2 separate regions of the Homo sapiens genome follow, and region 1 is linked to region 2. A link is an interaction called in ENCODE POLR2A ChIA-PET data of the cell type or tissue named here. Cell type or tissue: A673. All regions are shown on one strand. Each heading gives the region's core, and the rest is flanking DNA. Links, peaks and the distances in the headings are about the cores only.

Region 1 (10,370 bases), core at 1,372-9,371, 58 kb after region 2:
GTTTCTCTGTCCCTGGAAATGCCTCTGAAATGTCAATTGTGAGCCACCCCCACCTCCCCTTCCTCCTACGAGCCATGTAGCAGCTCAAATATATTATACATATTAAAAGAATATATTCTCTGGCAGCCCTGAAGGGGATAATGAAACCTATATATATATATCTATATATTTATACACAATGGATTGGCTCGAAATGCTCTGAATATCCCTCCAGCTATGGCAACCCTTTGAAATATGACACTCGAACAACGCCTCCCCCACTGGCGGCTGGCGGGAGACATTAAAGATTTAAAAAAAGGGAAGGAAGGAAGGAGACGAAGGAGAAGAAAAAGGAGGCAGCTGCTGTTGCCTTTGGCTGTGCAGCAACAAACTGTGTTTAAATATTAAAACCACCCATCACCCGGCCCAGCTGTCTGCCCCCTTCAGTGGTCTGGGTTCTTGCCAGGGTCTCCTGTGGCTCAGAATGGCTGGTGGGGGGGGGGTGCCATGCAGATCTAACCCCCCAACCCTGGGGATGTGGCAGAGGCTGGGAGGTTGGAGGGGGAGGCTCTGCTTCTGATCTCAGATTCTGGGCTTGTCTAGGCTCGGCTGGGAAAAGGGATCTGATGTGGGAGTGGGGTTGGGGGGCGTCTGCTGGGTTTGAGGCAGAAGATAAGGGTTTGGATCCTGACTGCTGATTAGGCGCTGTGTGAACTTGACCTTGGGGAAATCACCCCCCAGCTCAAGCTGCAATAACCTCGTCTATACTGTAAGAGATTTAAACTTGATCGTGGGACTTGAGGACTCTATGAATCCTCACAAATTACATGCAAAATTGGGGTGAGGTCAAGGGAGTCACAGTCTCGCTGGAGTGACTGGCCCCCCTCTGAGTGTTCAGACCATGATTTCCATCTCAATGCTGGTATTTTAGGTCTCTGGGTAGGGCCTGATTTCCTCTGCATCCTGGTTCCTGCAGGAGAGGCACTTTGTAAGTGTTTGTTAATGATCAGAGATGGGAAGGTACACCTTGTTCCAACACTGTAATTAAAGGTGACCAGAAGTGGCATGGGTTATCTTGCAAGGTGGTGAGCTCCCTGCCACTGAAGGAATTCAAACAGAGGCTGAATGAACTCTTTTTGGGGATGCTGTAAGGGATACTTAAGCATTTGACAGGGTTTGACTGTGAGATCCCTTCTGATTCCAAATTTCTTATAATTTTAATTTTTTAAAACTTTTAAGTTCAGGGTTGCTTGTTACGTGGTTTGTTCTAAAGGTAAACTTGTGTCACAGGGATTTGTTGTACTGATTATTTCATCACCCGGGTATTAAACCCGTGCCCACTAGTTATTTCTCCCGATCCTCTCCCTCCTCCCAACCTCCACCCTCTGGTAAGCACCAGTGTCTTTTACTCCCCTTGATGTGTCCATGTGTTCTCATCATTTATCTCCCGCTTATAATTGAGAACATGGGGTATTTGGTTTTCTGTTCCTATGTTAGTTTGCTAAGGATAATGACCTCTAGCTCCATCCATGTTCCTGCAAAGGACATGATCTCATTCTTTTTTTACGGCTGCATAGTATTCCATGGTGTATATGTACCACGTTTTCTTTATCCAGTCTACTGTTGGTGGGCAGATAATTTTAATTTGTTATGATTGAAGGCTACACAGAACTTCAACTATGACTGAGGAGAGGAAGAGAGCAGTTTGGGGTTTCTGTATATTCTGCCAGAGTGTAAAGTGGCAGACGTGTGGCTTTGCCTTCCAGGTGCCTCTCATAGTGGTGTGGAGTGATTCCAGGGTTTAAATACACATATTTTACTCTGCCATAGCTCCTAAACTCACACCAAACACTTTTGATCATCTGCTCCACTGAAAACGCAGGGATTTTTTCCTTTCCTTTCCTTTCCTTTCTTTTTCCTTTTCTTTTTGAGATAAGGTCTCCTGTCACCCAGGCTGGATTGCAGCAATGCAATCACGGCTCATTACAGTCTCAACTTCCCGGGCTCAGGTGATCCTCCCACCTCAGCCTCCCTAGTAGCTGGGACCACAGGTGAATGCCACCATGCCCGGCAAATTTTTGTATTTTTTGTAGAGATGGGGTTTTGCCATGTTGCCCAAGCTGTTCTCGATCTCCTGGGCTAAAGTGATCTGCCTGCCTTGGCCTCCCAAGGTGCTAGACTTACAGGTGTGAGCCACCATGCCTGGCTGGATTTGCTTCGTCCCTGGAGGAAAAGCTGACTGAGCTGGACTCACTGACAGCTGAATGGTTTCCAGCATGGAATGTCTCTACAGGATTTGCAAGGGAAATTTTGTCTTTTTTAAAAATTATTTTTTCATTATTCTGGGTACACAATAGGTGTAATATATTTACGGGGTACATGTGATGTTTTGATGCAGGCATACAATGTGTAATAATCACATCAGGGTTATTGAGGTATCTGTCACCTCAACCATTTATTATTTCTTTGTGTAAGGAATATTCCGTTTCTACTTTTTTAGTTATTTTAAAATATACGATAAATTATTTTTGACTATAGTCTTCCTAGTGTGCTACTAGATCTTATTTGAGACAGAGTCCCTCTCTGTCGCCCAGGCTGGAGTGCAGTGGTGCGATCTTGGCTCACTGCAACCTCTGCCTCCCAGGTTCAAGCAATTCTCCTGCCTTAGCTTCCCGTTATTTCTTCTATCTATGTTTTTGTACCCATTAACCAACTTCACTTCCCCTGCCTCCCTGCAACCCTTCCCAGCCTCTGGTAACTGTCACTCTTCTCTCTGTCTCTGTAAGTTCAATTGTTTTCATTTTTAGCTCCCATAAATGAGTGAGAACATGCAAAGTTTGTCTTTCTGTGCCTGGCTTATTTCACTTAACATAATGTCGTTCAGTTCTATCCATGTTGTTGCAAATGACAGGATTTTATTCTTTCTTTATGGCAGAATAATATTCCTTTGCATATATGTACTGGCAAGGGGCATTTTGACTACACCAGACTGGGATATTTGCTCACCCATTAACTCTAGAACCAAATCCCTGAATAAGATGTGACTTCCCTAATTGGGATGCTCCAATTCTAACAGCCAGGAGTCTTAAGGGTTCAGGATTCCAGAATCTAAAGTTTCTATAACTTGAAGATTCCGAAAGTCAATATTTCTAAGACTCTATAAGTCAAGAAATCTTTAAGAGGTAGTTCAAGATAAGACTTTCTATGGGGAATGTATGTTAGGGGTGGAAGTGCTAAGGAATAAATGTGAAACTTTTTTGCTTTTTTTCAATGTGTGAACCACCTACCCATAGAAAATAAATCTATAAAAAGATCATCTGCAAAAGCAAAGTGATTTCACTTAACTTAGAAAAATACAAAATATTTTCTCTGTTAAAAGGACTGAAGCTCAGGTGGGAGTTTGATAAAGGGATGGAGTCTGCTGCATGCTAGTAAACCACCTCTCCAAAGAATGCTGGGGTCTGTAGCATTTGCCAGTTTTCATGGTGTAAATACTTCCACTGCAATCGATTTCAAGTTGCCAGCAGTTTAACAATTGGTTCTCAAAGTTCCCGAAAATCTAACAATCGCCCTTTTATGACCTAGCAAAAGCTGGCTGGCCAGGCTTCTGCAATAGAACCTGGAAGAGTCAGAGGGGTTGTGGCTTTGAGGACAATTGTTCAAGTGAGAAGAGGGCTGTGCAGATCTCAAGATGACATCGGGATCCTGATGTGAAGTTTTCCTGCTTCTGGAGGAGGGAAGCAGAGGGCTGTTTTGCCTCCTCTGGGCCAGGGATGCATGGAATGGCAGAGGTGGGGGCTCCCAGCTATGGTGACTGGGAGGGCAGGTAAGTGATGGGACTGATTAGGAAGAGCCGCAACTGTCCCTTCACCCGGCCCATCCTTCAGTGGAGGTGGACATTCGCCTATTTCCTCACACTTTTTTTTTTTTTTTTTTTGACAGAATCTCGCTCTGTCACCCAGGCTGGAGTGCAGTGGTGTGATCACGACTCACTGCAACCTCCACCTCCCGGGTTCACACAATTCTCCAGCCTCAGCCTCCCGAGTCACTGGGATTACAGGTGTGTGCCACTGCACCTGGCTAATTTTTGTATTTCTTTAATAGAGACGGGTTTCACCATGTTGGCCAGGCTGGTCTGGAATTCCTGACCTCAGGTGATCCATCTGCCTTGGCCTCCCAAAGTGCTGGGATTACAGGCTTGAGCCATCACACCCGGCCCCCTCACGCAGTGATTCCATGAAAATTTATGCAGAGCAGAGATCATGATGCTCATTTTGCTGATGAGAAAATTAAGACCCAGACAGGAAAAGGTATTTGTTTCCAGTCACATAGTTGCCAGGAAATAAAATGATAGTAGCTCAAATAGATTGAGCATTTACTCTGAGCCAGATCTATGCTAAATAGCTTGACTTGTTGCTTAGGTCGGGGTCCCTGGAAGCAGATCCTGAGACAAAGTCCCCTGTGCAAGAGATTTATTTCAAAGGTGTGCCCAGGTAAGGGGGAGAGGGGCTGCAGAACAGGGAAGGGGAGGAAGCCAGGCAAGGGTGTGAGTTCAGACCATGTCCTAGCCTCAGCCTAATGGGGTGTGGGTCTGGAGCACCCCAGAATTTGTCCCAGCTGGAAGCAAAAGATCCGGGCTTTCATACTCCTCTGTTAGTCATTGGCTGGGGGCCATTCTTGGGACACGTTGACTCCCAGGCCCCCAGGTCAAGCCTCCGAATAAGGATTTCTTTCTTTTCTTTTTCTTTCTTTCTTTCTTTCTTTCTTTCTTTCTTTCTTTCTTTCTTTCTTTCTTTCTTTCTTTCTTCTTTCTTTCTTTCTTTCTTTTTCTCTCTCTTTCTTTCTCTCTTTCTTCTCTCTCTCTCCTTCTTTCCTGTCTCTCTCTCTCTCCCTTCCTTCCTTCCCCTTTCTTTCTTTCTTTCTTTCTTTCTTTCTTTCTTTCTTTCTCTCTCTCTCTCTCTCTCTTTTTCTTTCTTTTTTTTTTTTGACACAGTTTCACTCTGTCACCCAGGTTGGAGTGCAGTGGTGCAATCTCAGCTCACTGCAACCTCTGCCTCCCAGGTTCAAGTGATTCTCCTGCCTCAGCCTCCCGAGTAGCTGGGATTACAGGTGCACGCCACCACACCCTGCTAATTTTTGTATTACTAATAGAGATGGGGTTTCACTATATTGGCCAGGCTGGTCTCGAACTCCTGACCTCAAGTGATCCACCCGTCTCGGCCTCCCAAAGTGCTGAGATTACAGGCGTGAGCCAACGTGCCCGGCCTGAATAAGGATTTCTTATTAGCATCCAAACACATCGGAGCTGGGCATCAACAGTGTCCACTCGCTTGTATTAACTCAATTATTCCTCCCAGCAATGCTAAGTGGTATTATTATCACCCCCACTTTGTAGATGGGGAAAATGAGGCACAGAGAGATGGAGCCACCTGCCCAGCATCACACAGCTAGTGACTGTCAGAGCTGGGCGGAGCCTCGGCCAAACCGAGGCCTGTACACAGTTCCCATTGTTCTCTTCTCGGAGGAAGGGACGTTGGTGACTGGAGGAGCAAGAGAAGATGGCCAGAGGCAGGGGAAGCTGTCAGGACCAGGGACAGCAACTCTCAGAAGAAAGGGGAAAGAGAGGCGAGGCTTTAAGAGACCTGTTTGGGCTGGGTGCAGTGGCTCACGCCTGTAATCTCAGCATTTTGGGAGACTGAGTCAGGCGGATCACTTGAGGTCAGGAGTTCGAGACCAGCCTGGCTAACATGGTGAAACCCCGTCTCTACTAAAAATACAAAAATTAGCTGAGTGTGGTGGTAGGCACCTGTAATTACAGTTACTTGGGAGGCTGAGGCAGAAGAATCGCTTGAACCCAAGAGGCAGAGGTTGCAGTGAGCTCAGATCGCACCACTGCACTCTAGCCTGAGTGACAAAGTGAGACTCCGTCTCCGAAAAAGAGAGACCTGTTTGGACAGAGGAAGGTAAATGAGACAGAGAAGGAGTAGGGAGGTGGGGGTATGGAGAAGAGGCTCACACAGCGCTCTCTTCCCCTCCCCCAAACATCCTAGCCCAGCCCTCTGAGCCTTAGTCTTTTTCTCTGTAAAATGGGGTGAATAGAGGTACCTGTTCCCTCATAGTGCTGTTGAGAGAATTAAATAAGAAAGTGCTTGTCAAGTGCATGTTCTGGGTGGCCCACTGTGAGGACTGACAGCCACAGCTCTTCCCTCTGCCTGGCCAAGAGGCACCAGCTGGGGTGCTAGATGTGAGCTGAGCCTCTGGCCTAGGGGACGAGGGGCTGCTGTAGGGCTGAGTGTATGCTGGGGGAGAGGGCTGGGGTGAGCTGAGGTGGGGCAGTGGATTTGCCCCCGAGAGCCTGAGGGGAGCCATCAGTGTGCTTTCAGCCGGGAATGTCGTGACTGCAGTGTGGGGTGTGTGCTGGGTTCAGAGGGGCAGCAGAGAGATGACAGGGTGGGGAGATGGTTGAGGTTGGGCGATGCTAACGTCCAGGCAGGTGGTGCGGCTGGGCTGGCACAGTGGGTGACACACATGGCTTGTGGGTGTGTAGCATAGTGTGCCCTGTGCATGGGCCTGCATGGGCACGTGTGTGTGGTCTATCTGAGTGTGTGTCATGAGTGTCTGTAGGGGCATCTGTGTGTCTGTGTAATGGTGCATGTGTGTCTGGGAGTGAAGTTGAGGGCATGCATTGTACTAGTATGCCTACCATACTTGAGCGTGTTTGCAAATGTGTGTGGGTGTGTGTCTGGCCCAAACCTGGCAGGCTGCGGTGGCAGAGGGGCTGAAGGCCTGGCAGTGGCCTGATGGGCAGCTTTGGAACTCCTTCCACCCCTCTCTCACAGGAGCTGACTCCCAGACCGAGGAGGCCTGCTGGCACTGAGTCCGTCCTGTATCTAGAAGGACTGCCATGGCCCTGGCAGTGGGGGAGGGCTCTTAGGACCTGGGGCAGGCTGGGGAGTCAGGACTGAGAAGGGAGTGGGGTGGGTGAAGGCTGGGTGCAGACCTAGGAGAGGGCCACCTCCCTGGACCTCTGTTTCTGTGTCTGTGAAGTGGGCCTTGAAGAGTGGCCCCAAAAGATACAGCTGGGCAGATCCACCAATGTCTGCTGGCTTGAACCCCACCTTACACAGAGGCCCAAACTGGGCAATAACTTGATGAGTGTTGCCCAGCAAATCAGTGGCTACTTGGAGGGCAGACTCCGGCTTCCCGTGGCCATCTGAGTCAGGGCCCTGGCAGGGATCCTGGAACACCAGCACTGGGCCTCCCTTCTCCAGGCAGCACCCAGCACAATATTCCAGCCTGGGGGACAGGACTGATAGATGCTGTCCCCTCATGTTCTGGCAGATGCCCAGGCATGACTTCAAAGCTGGAAACAACATGGGAATCCCACCATCAGAGCTCACAGCCTCTCCATTCTGCAGGATTTCAAGGCCAAGGAATAGCTTTTCTGCCTGTCATTCCGCCATTAAGGAGTCAGTCATTTGGCTATGTAAATCTTTCAAATGTTTCTTTTTTAAAATGTAGGTAATTTCAGAAAGTATTTTACTTTCCACCTTGGTTGTCAATTAAGATTGGGACCGGGGAGTTGAGTTGGACTCTTTATGGGGCCAGGTTACTGGGGGAGAGGTCCTGAAGTCAAACAAGGACCTTGTACTTGCAGTGATGAGCCCTGCTTTGAGAGAAATGCCAGCACCACCAGCCAATAAGATGGAGAGAGGGAGGAGGGTGGAGTATGTAAACTGAGGCACAAAAGCTGGGGCCAAAGCAAACACTTTATAATTGTTATTATTATTATTATTTGAGATGAAGTTTAGCTCTTGTTGCCCAGGCTGGGTGCAGTGGCACAATCTTGGCTCAGTGCAATCTCCCCCTCCCGGGTTCAAGTGATTCTCCTGCCTCAGCCTCCCAAAAAGCTGGGATTACAAGTGTCTGCCACCACACCAGCTAATTTTTTGTATATTTAGTAGAAATGGGGCTTTATCATGTTGACCAGGCTGGTCTTGAACTCCTGACCTCAGGTGATCCACCCATCTTGGCCTCCCAAAGTGCTGGGATTACAGGCATGAGCCACCACGCCTGGCTGCAAACACCTTATTAACAGATACCTTAGTTGAAGTTAAACACCCTAGTTAATAGCCAGCATCTTCATTAACTGTTAACACCCTAGTTAACTGCAAACACCCTACTTAACAAAAAGCTTACTTGTTGAACACTGTAGTATATAGTTAACAGTGAACACTCTAGTTAACAGCAAACATTGTTTTTAACAGTTAACACCCTGGTAAACTGTGGACATGCTACTTAACACACACTTTTGTTGACAGTGAACATGTTAGTCCACAGTGAACACATCCTAGTTAACAGGTAACACCTTCATTAACAGTTAGCACCCTACCCAACAACAAGCCCTTTAGCTGACAGTGGGTCTTTGGCAGAAAATTAGGTTGAGGCACTCACTGAGGGTTTTGGGAGAGGGAGGAAGCTCAGCCTCTGGCTCTGTCCTTAGGCCTGGCCCACCAGCCCCACAGCGCTACCTCCATGCAGTAGTGCCCTCTGGCTTACAGGGGGAAACAGGAAACCACAGCTGGGATGTGAATTCTCAGCCTGAGTGCCCTGTGCTTCCCTGGAGGGGAACTCAAGTTCCTCTTTTGTGTCAGAGATGAAAGTCTGAGCTACAGTAGGTGGGGAGCTTGGAGTGATTTGTGTGTCTCTCTTTCCTCTCACCCTCCCTTCCTCCTTGCTCTTGGTCTCACTGTTAGCCCCCAGCTGGCTGTGTCTGGGGCTCCCTTTTCTCCTCTACCTTGCACTCCAGCTGACCATCTCGTTTCTGGATCCTTCTCTTTGCTCATCATCTTTCCTCAAACTCTCTCTCTCTCTTTCTTTTTTTTTCTTTTGAGACAGAGCCTCATTCTGTCACCCAGACTGGAGTGCAGTGGCACAATCTCAGCTCACTGCAGCCTCTGCCTCCTGGGTTCAAGTGATTCTCATGCCTCAGCCTCCTGAGTAGCTGGGACTACACGTGTGCACCACCACGCCCGGCTAATTTTTGTATTTTTAGTAGAGATGGGGTTTCGCCATGTTGGTCAGGCTGGTCTCAAACTCCTGGCCTCAGGTGATCCACCTGCCTCGGCCTCCCAGAGTGTTGGGTGTGAGCCACTGCACTGGGTCCTCAAACTCTTCCTCTGACTTTGTCAGTTTCTTCCCCCTACTCTCGTCTTTCCCACTCCTTGTCTCTGTCTCTCCCTCCCTCCTTCTCTTATCATCCTCCAGATCTCTGCCCAAGCACCACCTTTTCCAAGAAGCCCTCCCTGACCCTCCAGGCCTAACTTATGTCCCCGTGTCCTCCTGGAAACCATGCTCCTTGCCTTCAGAGCCCCCACTTCTACTTGCAGTGAGTAATTACAAACCAGAGTCTGTCTCCCCACCAGCATGTGAGTTCCTTGTTTGCCTTGCTCACTGCCATATCCTCAGTGCCTGGCATACAGTGAGTGCTTAATAGATGTTCCTGGTGTAATTGCCTTTCTCTCTGCCCCTTCTAGTCTCTCTGCTTTGTCCTAGCTGCCCGGATGACCTAGCCAGAGGCTTCTCCACTTGTCTCTCATCCTGCTCTTCACTTCCCTGTCTCCACAGCTCTTGGTGGCCCAGGGTGGGCCTTGGCCTTCAGCCTGCTGACCCAGGACCCTCACTCCTTCCATAGTGGGGACCAGTGCCTGTCTGAGCCCCATCATGATCCCACTGGGAGGTACTTGTTATAACTGGTTAGAGGAATGAATGATACAAAGAGAAAGGATTTGCCATTTCAATCCCAGCCATCTCTGCTTGACATACCTTGTGACCCTGCGCAAGTCACCTCATCTTTTGAGTTTCTCTTTCTCCATCTGTGAAACTGACTGGAGATCAGCAAAGACATTCCATGGGAACCTGCTTTGTAACCCATGAAGTGCCTTGTTGGTACCTGTGACTACCAGATGTTAGTATAACGTTTTCCTTCCCTCTCTGGGCACTAAGACACATGAAGTTCAATTTGCAGCCCCCAGGAGCCCAGGCTGGGGTGCTTGGGGTGCTGGGGCTCTTCAATGATGGCAACTAGGGGAAGGACAAAGTTGGTGTTTAAAACCAAATTCATTAATGTGTGTATCATTGAGCAGGGATCCTCAACCCCCAGGCCACATAGCAGGAGGTGAGCGGGGGACAAGCAAGCAAAGCTTCATCTGTATTTACAGCTGCTCCCCATTGCTCACATTACTGCCTGAGCTCCACCTCCTGTCAGATCAGTGGTGGCATTAGATTCTCACAGGAGGGCGAACCCTATTGTGAACTGTGCATGCGAGGGATCTAGGTTGCACACTCCTTATGAGAATCTAACGCCTGATGATCTGTCACTGTCTCCCATC
Region 2 (10,370 bases), core at 1,098-9,097:
CACCATGCCCAGCTAATTTTTTGTATTTTTAGTAGAGATGGGGTTTTGCCATGTTGGCCAGGCTAGTCTCGAACTCCTGGCCTCAGGTGATCCACCCGCCTTGGCCTCCCAAAGTGCTGGGATTATAGGCGTGAGCCACGGCACCTGGACACTTCTTGTATCATCAATAGCTTAATGCTGGTATTTTTCCTCTTTGATCTAATTTCCCATTTCAGTTATTTCACCCCAGCAAATATTTATTGAGTACCTCCCAGTGATGGCTTGAGAACAGATGAGGTCACCTGCCGAGTGCTAAGCCTCCCAGGTTTGGGTGGGTGGGTCGTTGCATGCTTGCTATCCAAGGCTAAGCCCCTATCTGTCCATCTAGTGCCGTCCACTCCAGGCCACTTGGGACACAGGCCATCACTTATCCCTGTTCGCTGTTGGCCTTTCTCTTCTTGGTGTCATTTCCTTGCTTTTCAGCTTAGAGAGGTCCTCCACTCAGATACTTAAAGATTTTATTAAACATTTTATTCCTTTCCTCCTGGTTTTTAATGGGCTCATATCTATTTGGCTATTAAAAATAGCCTCTCTCTTCCCTGGCCTCTTCCCCCTCTGAAAAATGATGTGTCCCAGACTTCCAGTCCTATCTGAGCACCGGGAGCCTCCCTGGTGCCTTTGCCCCAGCTCCCTAACTGCAGGCAGCCCTCCACCTCCTTCTTCCCCTCATGACTACAGGGAAGACAAGGACAGTGGTGAAAGTGAGGCTCTGAAGGGCAACAGAATGGGACACAAATCCCAGCTCTGCCCCCCATCTTGGGAAAGTGCCTTCATCTTTTGAAGCTCTTCTGTATAGTGGGCAAAACCACGTCAACCCTAGGATGTTCTCTTAAGGTTTCAGGGAGATATTGTTGACAAAATGCTCATCAGGGCCTGATCCAGAAAAGCACAGGCCAAATATTAGCTACATAAAAAAAGACCAGTCCAAACGGGTCACTTCCACTCATCCACCTCTTTCCCTTCATAGTTGGAAGAGGTGACCTGTTCCTCTCATCTCCACTTCTTCCTCTTATTCTCTTCTCTTCCCATGGTGATGTGATGTCTGTCTCTATTGCTCTGCCAACCCCAAGATGGATGACAAGACCTCCTAACTGACCAACCCAACTGCCTCTTCTTGGTTGTCTTGCTGGTACTGCTCACCACTGGAGGCTTCATATTCCTTCTCAAAACCCCTCCCTCCACACCTTCTCCCTGGGCAATCTCCTGGAATCTCAAGTGAAAGGGGCCATCTCTTCCGGGAGGACAGGTGGGCTCCTCTGGCTGGGCACCTGCAGAAGCAGAGCAGGAACACCTAGGGGTAGGGAACCAGGCTGTGAAATGCTCTGCTCCATTAACAGAGAGAATGCCATCCTCTAGGCAATAGGGAAGGACGAAGTTAAGCCAAGAGCCACAGAACATGACCTAAGCTGGTAAAGATGGCCAATGGTGGCCATTTGGTTGATGGGTTGAAAGAGACAAGATTGAAAGCAGAGAGACATCTGGTGCAACTGTTCAGCAAGAGATGATCTGAATTAAAAGAAGGAGATGGATATAGGAAAGATCAAGGGACCGGAGAGACAGGACTAGAGGTGCAGTGGTGTCATCACGACCAGGGATCGGGAGGCCCAATCCAATCTTGCTGGTTTTGGACATCACTCATACTGCACACCCAGACTGTTAGGAGGGCACAGCTGCCAGGGCTATTAGTCACAGTAGCTGTGGTGTGTGCTATGTGCCTGTGGTCCCCAGTTCCTGTCAGTACAAAATGGAACCATATGGCGTTCATAAAAATGGCTCTGAGGGTGGAAAGAAGAACTGGATCCTATTTGGCCAGTAAGTAAAAACAAACAAAACCAAAAGCCAACCACCAAAAAGCAGCCCCCCAAATGGCCCACCCCATCTGTGAATAGTAGTCTAACCCCCACAGTATTGTAGCTGGAGTCTGGGGGTTGGACTGAGGACAGTTTTTCCCTGGAATGGTCTGAGGGAATAGGATGAAAGGACTTAAATCCCGGTGATGGGCTCATATGGGTGTGTGTGGCAGTGGGGCCCGGCTGCAGGGAGTTCTCAGACTGTCTAAAGAGGACACTCATGATCTAGGAGGGGAAGAGGAGATGGAAATGGGAAAATGAGCAAGGCAGAGGACCATCTAAGATGTGATCAGAGTTCAGGAATCAAGGGCCAGCCTGGCCTAGCTGTGAACTCTTGGGCAAGTCAAGAAACCTCTCAGCAGAGCTTCGGTCAACTCTCTGTGAAACAGTAGTTCACGATCTGCACTCCTGCAAGCTCACCTGCCTGCCAGCCTATGGGGAGGAATTCATAAAAGCGGGAAAGCTGGGGAAGTCCCATATGCAGGGTTAGGGGGTGGGAAAGGTAGAGGGAGGGAAGAAGAGGGAATCCCCTTGGCTTACAAGTGACCCAGGAGTCCACCTACATCCAGACCTTACAGGGTGTCTACCACCTGGTGGGGCTACTCCTAAACCACATGTGAGCTGCTGCCACAGCGAGGATGCCAGGCTGGGCAGTCTTTTATAAGGTTCTTCTCGCATATCTTTGTTCACAATACTAGTCTGGAGGCTGGAAAATAATCTCTGTCACTTCAGAGTTGCCAAGAGATTTGGGAGGCAAACAGAGTTCCTTTCCTTCTAGGAAAGACTGGGCCACCCAATTACTTAGGGACTCTTAGCAATTGATTGAACCACCTATTCATCTAGCCACCAGGTCAGCCAACCAGCAGGTACTATGCCAGGCCTGGTCAGGTAAATTCTGTGCTTGGTCAAGGAACAAAGACTAAGCCCCTTATCTTCAAGGGTTGTGCAGGGCCTTGATGACCAAGCCAAGGGATTGGGCCCATAAACAATATGGAATTACTGAAGGGCTTTGTCTGTCTTTCCTGCCTCATAGACACTTCCATGTCTTCTTTGGCTCTAAGCTAAGATCCTTGACAGTTCTGCACCCAAGAGACTTCAAGTTTATTTTTTAATGCAAAAGATCCTTTGATTAAACACTTGATTGTCTTAATATACTTTCTTTCAACCACTGTCTCTAAGACTAAAATAACAAGGAGATAAATGTCACTGATGTTTCACAGAAGACAGCTTTGGAAATGTTAAAGATATCTTGGTCCAGCCCCCTCCTTGACTTATAAATGGGGAAACAGAGGCCTAGAGAACAGTAAGGAGAGCAAAGCCACATGGAAAATGGATGGGAATCAGTCCCAGGGCCTTAGCACCTGCCTGCCTGCCCCCTCCTTGGAGGGTCACCACTACCAGTGTGGGGCAGGAGGCTGGCAGAGGGTTTGGCTTTGGAAAAGGTGTTGAGCTGTCCAAGTACAGGCTCCACACAAGCTGCTCAGGAAAAGTACTGAGAGGCCAGAACCACCCAGAAGATTAGTCTTTGAAGAAGACTCATATCTGACCCTTTGGGATATTTGACAAAGCACTCTCAAACATATGCTTCCTCTGGTTCCTCGTTGGGAGGAGGCTGGACAGACAGGGGTTACTCTCCAAGAGAGGGAAATCCATGGAGGGTTGCTGGGTAAAATGGTGGCTAAGTAGGGGCTCAAACTGAGGACTTTGGTCTCCCAGAAAGAAAGCTACACCTTGGTGTTTTCCTTTTCAGGATACTGCCTTTGCAGAGAAGGTAAAAAATAATTAATGGACTTCACACAGAGGTACTGAGATATGGTCTCCCAAATAATCTCTACCTAACTCCACTAAAGCCCTAATAACATGGTATTATCTACCCACAAGAATGACTCTGCCCTCCCTCCTGCTGATCTGAGCTCCTCAAGGAGGGCACAGTCATTCTGCACCAGCTTCTCAGAGCTTGGAAAAGAGCCTGGCAAATGCTCCTCAAATGAATGAATGAGAGGGAGAGCTGGGGGATCAGATCACATCCCTAACAGGCTGGAGCTTAGTAAAGGCCAGTGGCAGGGAGCCATAAAACAGAGGAAATAACATTTACGGAGACTGTGCCTTGGGGCCGATGCTGTAGTGGTGGTGTGTTCTCTATGAGACAGGTGAGGTATAGTCACAAAGGCAGGGCGTAAGCGCTGGGACTCTCTCAAGCCTTGCATCAAGGTTCTTCAGTCCTTAAAGTCTATCTCTGCCCAGCCTCTGAGTCCCTTTTCCAGGATCCCAAAGGGAGACCCAAGGCTTCTGTCTGAAGCCTTCAGTTGCTGCTTAGGCAGGTTCTCTTCTTCACCTCAAGCCTGCCTAACAATAGAAGTTTTTCTCAACATACTTCATTCTCCCCTTGAAGCCTGGCAGATCAAACTGTGTTCTTCCTGGGACTTTCAGGAAGATACTGGGGAGGGAGGGTTGCTGGGCTGAGACAGGCCAAGCTCCCTAGGCAGGACCATCTTCCATCAGGGAGAGCACTTCTTCAGTCATTCCTCTTTTCAGAACAGTGGCCCTTTCACACATTTTGGTGCGTTGGGGAGTGAACTTTGCATTGGATGGTAGAAGACAGGGTTCTGGCTCTGCCCACCAAATGGACACAGGTGACAGCCCTTCTCTGGCCTCCTTTCCTGCAGCTATTCAATAGGAGTTGGCTTTCCTTCTATCATCTTTCACTGCTTCCTTCTCCCCAGCCTACCTTTTCTCCTGTGTCCCTGCCTCACCCACACTCACTCCTTATGTCTACTTCTCCCCATTCCCAGTCATCTAGAGAAGCCAGTAGCCTTCTCCATGGCCCTGCTACTGTCACCACTCAAATGCTGTCCTGTTTCTTGCCGACAGAATCCCATCTCAAAGGCTGTTCTGACTGGGTTACTCCCCAACTCCCATCAGATCCTCGTTTGTGATGGTTCCCAGTTGGATGGAAATGAAGAGTTCTTAGGGCTGAGTTTAGGGGCCTGCCAATAGCATTTCAGCTTTAGATTTCCTTAGTATCTCCCAACAATTTGCTAGCTTTAGATAGACTGACCTCTTTATCCCAAAAAGCCTTTTTGGGTTCTGATTCTAGGGCAGCCAGATAGTGGTGGTCCTTCATTTTACTTTCATCCCAGTCTCTTTATCTGTAAGCAGAGATGCTTGATTAGATGGTAAAATAATAATAACATCTCATTCATTACTTCACTGCTCAAACCTTTATATTTGTTCTTCAGGTCTCCACCTGAAAGTCAATCCTTCCAGGCCTACATTGGGTCCCCTCTTAGACCTTCTCTTCTAGCAGCTGACACAGTCCACGGTTGTGTATCGCTGGCATTATCTGCTCAATGTTGTGCCCTTTCCCATTAGCCTGGAGGGCTCCCTAATGGCAGGAACTGTCCACCCTGTAGTCTCAAGGCCTATTCCTGCATGGGATTCTGCCAAATACCAGCCAAATGACTGACAATGCAGGCCCCCTTGGGAGACAAGAGGAGCCCATGAACTCAGTCGCTACAGAAGGGGAAGTCTGCGTAACACTAGCAGTAGCACTCAACAGAAGGCTGAGTGAAACGCTCCAGTCAAGTAGATCCCCAGGGAGAAGAAATCCAGGGAAGCTTCCTGACAGAGGAAATACCTGGGCTCACATGGTACACTGACTAAAGCATAAAGCCCATGCCATCCTGAAAGTGCACTGCCACCTACTCAGAGCCCAGCTAACATCCTCAAATGGGTCCAGGAAGACCCTAGATCTTGGGAGAAAGAACTCCCAGGATATTAGGACTAGAAAAACTGTCTGCTCCAAAGACCACATTTTACCTCTCTGGAAACTGGGGCCCACAGCAGGGTAAGAACCAGTTCCTAAAGAAGCCCAGACCTAGGCCTTATGGTGTCTTGTGGTCACTAGGTACCATGTGGGCAACCGTTTCACACTGAGCCACAGTGACCAATGTAATTGTGTGTTTTTCTAAGGCCTGCTGCCCCTACTCTTTTCCAGAAAAGGTATCTACTTTTCATTTTCCTAAAAGGCAGTTCAGGAAGAGGGGGTGGTTGCCTGGCAAGGTAGGAAGCACTGTGGGGTGACAGAATGCTGATTTGGCAGTCACTTTGGGAAGGGGTGGGCTGCAGGCTCCCTGCTGGAAAGGGCCACAAATCTTTCAGAGGGAGGCCTGTTTGTGACTCTTAAGCGGGCTTGACCTAAAACAGAAAGCTGCTTTCCGAGGGAGAGCAAAATAAGCAATAATCTTGGCTTCATTTATCATCCAGGTGTCGCCACAGGAGAGTAGGGACACAAAAGCCTTTTTTTTGTTTGTTTTGTTTTTGGAATTTGCAATTGTCTATTTTGTTAAGTCTTCCCACTAGGCTACAATCATGAGCTCCTGAAGAGTCAGGTCTGAGTCTTGCCCCTGAAATCCCCAGCAAGCCTAGTACAGGGTCTCAATGTTTGTTGAACAAACCATCCTTTCCAGGTATGACTCCTCAGCTTGTCAAGACTTTGCAGAACCACGAAATCTATCCAGAAACACAGAAAAGAAGAATTCAGAGATAAAAGCATAAAAGAATCAGGTAAGAAAATTACCCAGCAGATATGATCGATAAAAGTTTGGTTCTTTGAAAATACCTCTAAAATAGACAAATCTTTGGCAAGTTTTGAATGAAAAAAGGAATAAAGTGACAATGGGGAGACTTAAGTGAACAGGAGAAAACCATACTCAATTTTATAGCAACAAATTTAAAGCCTAGGTAGAACAGGTGATCTTCTATGAAATTACCAAAGCCCTTCACGACTGTGACTCAATAAAACCTCACGACAGCCCTGTGCCTTGGACAGGCAGTATTCCTACCATGCTTTCTAGAAGAAGGAGATTCAGAGGTGAATACTCAGCACAGGACCTGACAAACTAGCCTACACTGTCTCAAAGGTCATGGCCATGGGAGCACGTGCATACCTACAACATGGAACCACACCACTCTCGGCACTTCCAGCCATCACCTTACATCCGGCTGGTTGGACAGCCAGTCTTATTTATTTTTCCACTTGAAATGCCATAAGGGGTTTCACTATTTTTACTTCAAAAGCAGCACCATAAAAATCCTTGATGATTAGAGCTCCAGCTGTCTTAAGTTGTTTGTCAAGGGATCGGTTACTCAAATCTCCTATGGAGGGAAACAATTTCAGGCAAGAAGCCATGGGAGCTGAGAAACGCAAATGTCTCATCTCTGAAAACTTTCAGACTCCCTCCTGTTCACCGCCTGTCCTGCCCCCTGCTCCCCCTCCCCCATCCCCACCATCTGCTCTCCAGAAAGCAGATCAAATTTTCAGGCTAAGGTACTCTGGCGCCAAAGACTCAGCCCCTCCATGCTTCCCCCTGCCCCCCACCAACTCCGAAATCCAACACCACGACCCAAATGGACTGCAGCCACATAAAACCACAAAGTAAAGTTTATAAAGCTTTATTAAACATTTCAAACAGCTGTGCAACGAACACACCAAATAAAAGCTCTAGAATAGCAGTCCAGACGTTTCACAAGTATGGCCTCACAGTCCCATTCCCTAGATGGACTGCCTCCAGTTCTGTTCTCTGCCTGGCCCATCTCTCTTTCCCCTCAGGCAAGAGAGAGATGGATGGATCAGACTGAAAGGACAGGCATGCTGATCTCCAGCAGGCAGGGGCCAGGAGAAAGTCTCGTTTGCCAACACTTGTTACTGAAGCGCAGAAAAAGCAGCAAGTGACAGTCACAAAGTCTTCCTGGGTATTCTTCATAATGTACAGTCTATATGCGCAGGAACGAAGAAGCTCCTGGCGGGAGGATGATGGCCACTGCTCCCCTCTGTCTTGTCTGAACCACCTCGGAGTCCAGTGTGCTGGTCACTCTGCAATCCCCATGCTAAATAAAAACTGTAGCGGCACCTACCATATATAGCTAGCTATTGCTAAACCTCAAAATCAGACCACGTTCGATAAAGCTTCTTTAAAAGGAATATACACATGTATTTGTACACACACACACACAGGGCACACCAAAAAATATCCAAACATCTATCAAGGGGATCAAGGCCGTTACGAAACACACAGGTACTCTCCCACTCACTCAGCTGGGGACTGCTAGAACTACGTGAACACACCATACTTCAATGCTGCAGAGCATGCACGGGAGACACAATGAGGCCCCCTCCTTGGGACAGTTGAGAAAGGCAGGAGGAAGGGCAAAGGAAGTGAGGCTGGGCGGGAAAGCTTGAGCCCAGACACCCAGGTGAAAGAGCAACATCTATCTGTTGCTTCCTTTCTTAAAAATGAAGTGGAGAAAATACTGAAGATTTGTGGACAACTAACAGTCAAGACATGTTTCTGTCTAGCCTGCTGAACAAGGAAAGAAGGATGAAAAAGCGAGGCTCTCGGGCGTCAGCAATCTCTTCAAATTCGAGATAAGTGCAAAAATGAGCCCTGTCTTGGACAGGTACTCCCCAAAAAAGGAAAAGGGTAGAAGAGAAATAAAGGGAAACCAGAAGAGGGACTGAGGAGTCAGTAACATTCTGGGAAGGAAGGAGACCCTGACAAGGAGGGGTCACAGAGGTGACAATGAGACTGGCATTTTATCTGCCCCAGGTCACATTGGGGCAGCTGACCAGGATGGACCCAGACTCCTCACAGTAATGAGGCGAGAGGGGTGGTCATGCGGCCAGCCAGGACCTAGATGGGGACAGAACACACACAACCACAAGACCACCCACGACTATAGGACTTTACAATAAAAGCACCGGTCAGTGCCATTATTCACATTGTAAGGATAAAACATCACAGGCCAAAAAGGCGCCGTCAGGAATGTGACACCCGCGAGGCTGCGGGATTTGAAACTCCAATGCTTTATGACCTATGTCAATGCCTCCCCTCCCGTCTTCTGCTTCCTTGGAAAGCTAACAGGGCAGGCCGTTAGGTGCCCACAACGCCGGGATCATGCGCCGATTCTGGAAGCGGGGAATCGGAGCAGTGGTACAGGAAACAGTTTCCCCAGCAGCTATAGCAGATAAGGAACAGGGCTGCCAGGAAAACCAAGGCACAAATTGTGCAAGGCTTCCGTTCCAGGAGGAAGCTGAGCAGGTAGAAGCCCATGAACATGGAGTGGCTGAACCACAGGGCGGGGTTGAGGGGCTTGGGGATGAGGAGGACGGGCAGCAGCCACTGGAGGCAATACATGATCTCTGCCGGGCAGGGCCTTCACCAAGGCTGCCGGGCACCGCTGCAGGAACCGACCTAATGGGAGCCAGCGGGCGCAGGCGGCTGCCCTCCGCTTTCTTCAACCCTCACTCTCCAGGAGCTGAGCCGCTGTGCTCTCTGGCTGTCAGCCCGGGATCACCAAGGCAGCAGGGATCCTGAAGAGAAAAGTCAACACAACAGACAAACAGACAAAGAACAGACAGACAGACAAAAAAAAAAAAAAAAAAAGAAAAAAAAAAAAAAAACAGGAACAGAATGTATACTTATTTGGGAAAATGGATCATGGTTAACAACAGCAAATGTGAAATGCCCTTTCCTCCCTGCCCACCCGTGAAAGTTCTACTCCTCTCCAAGTCACTAATTCGGGAAGCTTCCTGGGATGTCTCCCCGGGGCTTCTCCTGGGGGATCGGGGAGAGGGCTCTTTGGCACGGTTTCACACAGTGGGCTGGCTTTGCCTGGGCCCTGCCCAGCAGAGATCATGTATCGCCTCCTGGGGCTGCAGCCCGTCCTCAAGGGGCCCAGACCTCACAATACCGCCCAGTGGTTGCCAAAGGACGACCAAGGGCTCCCTGCTGTGCCCCCACGTGGTAAGGACAGGGTTCTGTATCTAGCATCTCTCACAGCCATAGGTGCTCAGGCACTAAGTGCAGAGTTAAAGCTGTTAGCGGGGCACTGCCGGCCACCAGACCACAGGCAAAGGATCCTGAGGCAGCTACAGCCTCGAAATATTTTAAGATGGCAGCCTAGGCTAAGCTTGCCTTTTTCAAACAGCCCAGCGTCACTTTGCCAGAATCTGCCAACTTCTCCGAAAGTCAATGTAGAAAAAAAGTCACTATGCTACTTTGTCCAAACTGAACTCGTTTGGATCATTACACCTCCATCTGCTGCTGGCACTGTATAGAACCTGACCTCTGGGAGCTTTTAATGAAAATTAATTTTCTATCCACATAGGGGCAAATGCCAGTTGGTCCCTGGGCCAGGCAGCTTGCTGGAAAGAGGTGCTTTCGGCTGGCTACCGGTGCGCGGGGACCACACTCACAAACCGCATTCCGGTCTTCCCGCCCGAAAATCCGCGCTGTGCGAGGGACCCACAAGACTGGCGGTCTAAAAGGGACCCGCCTCACTTGGAAACGGGGCTGCGGTAGCCACAACCCTCCGGTAGCGGTAGCGTAACCCCGTTCGGTGATCCAGCCGCACAGCGCAACGGGTACAAAGAACCCCACTGGCTAAGGCCGACCTACCAGGGCTTGGGGGAGGGGAGCG

Evidence for each region. Peaks named below come from ENCODE experiments on the same cell type or tissue, not always from the same donor. Only the 100,000 strongest peaks of a DNase experiment are listed, where the experiment ranks them.
Region 1: POLR2A ChIA-PET joins it to region 2 with 11 read pairs; 2 of 35 experiments call an interaction of 5 or more read pairs at or near these places.

What each region holds. Positions count from the first base shown.
Region 1 is chr20:37,567,494-37,577,863 of GRCh38, forward strand. It overlaps LINC01746 (long intergenic non-protein coding RNA 1746), which reads left to right and starts at 3,607. Exons shown (of 4, transcript NR_184035.1): 1 at 3,607-3,805; 2 at 4,401-4,472. RefSeq lists enhancers at 528-1,028, 8,755-8,804. In A673, for the core only: no CTCF peak of the experiment used is centred there; a DNase peak (open chromatin) is centred at 5,558.
Region 2 is chr20:37,510,090-37,520,459 of GRCh38, forward strand. BLCAP (BLCAP apoptosis inducing factor) reads right to left here. Exons shown (of 2, transcript NM_006698.4): 2 at 7,328-9,261. The coding sequence starts at 9,085. The coding sequence ends at 8,822. Among named protein-coding and RNA genes, the nearest start is that of NNAT, 6.0 kb to the right of the region's middle. RefSeq lists enhancers at 8,506-9,369, 9,370-10,233. In A673, for the core only: no CTCF peak of the experiment used is centred there; no DNase peak of the experiment used is centred there; H3K27ac peaks cover 110 bases.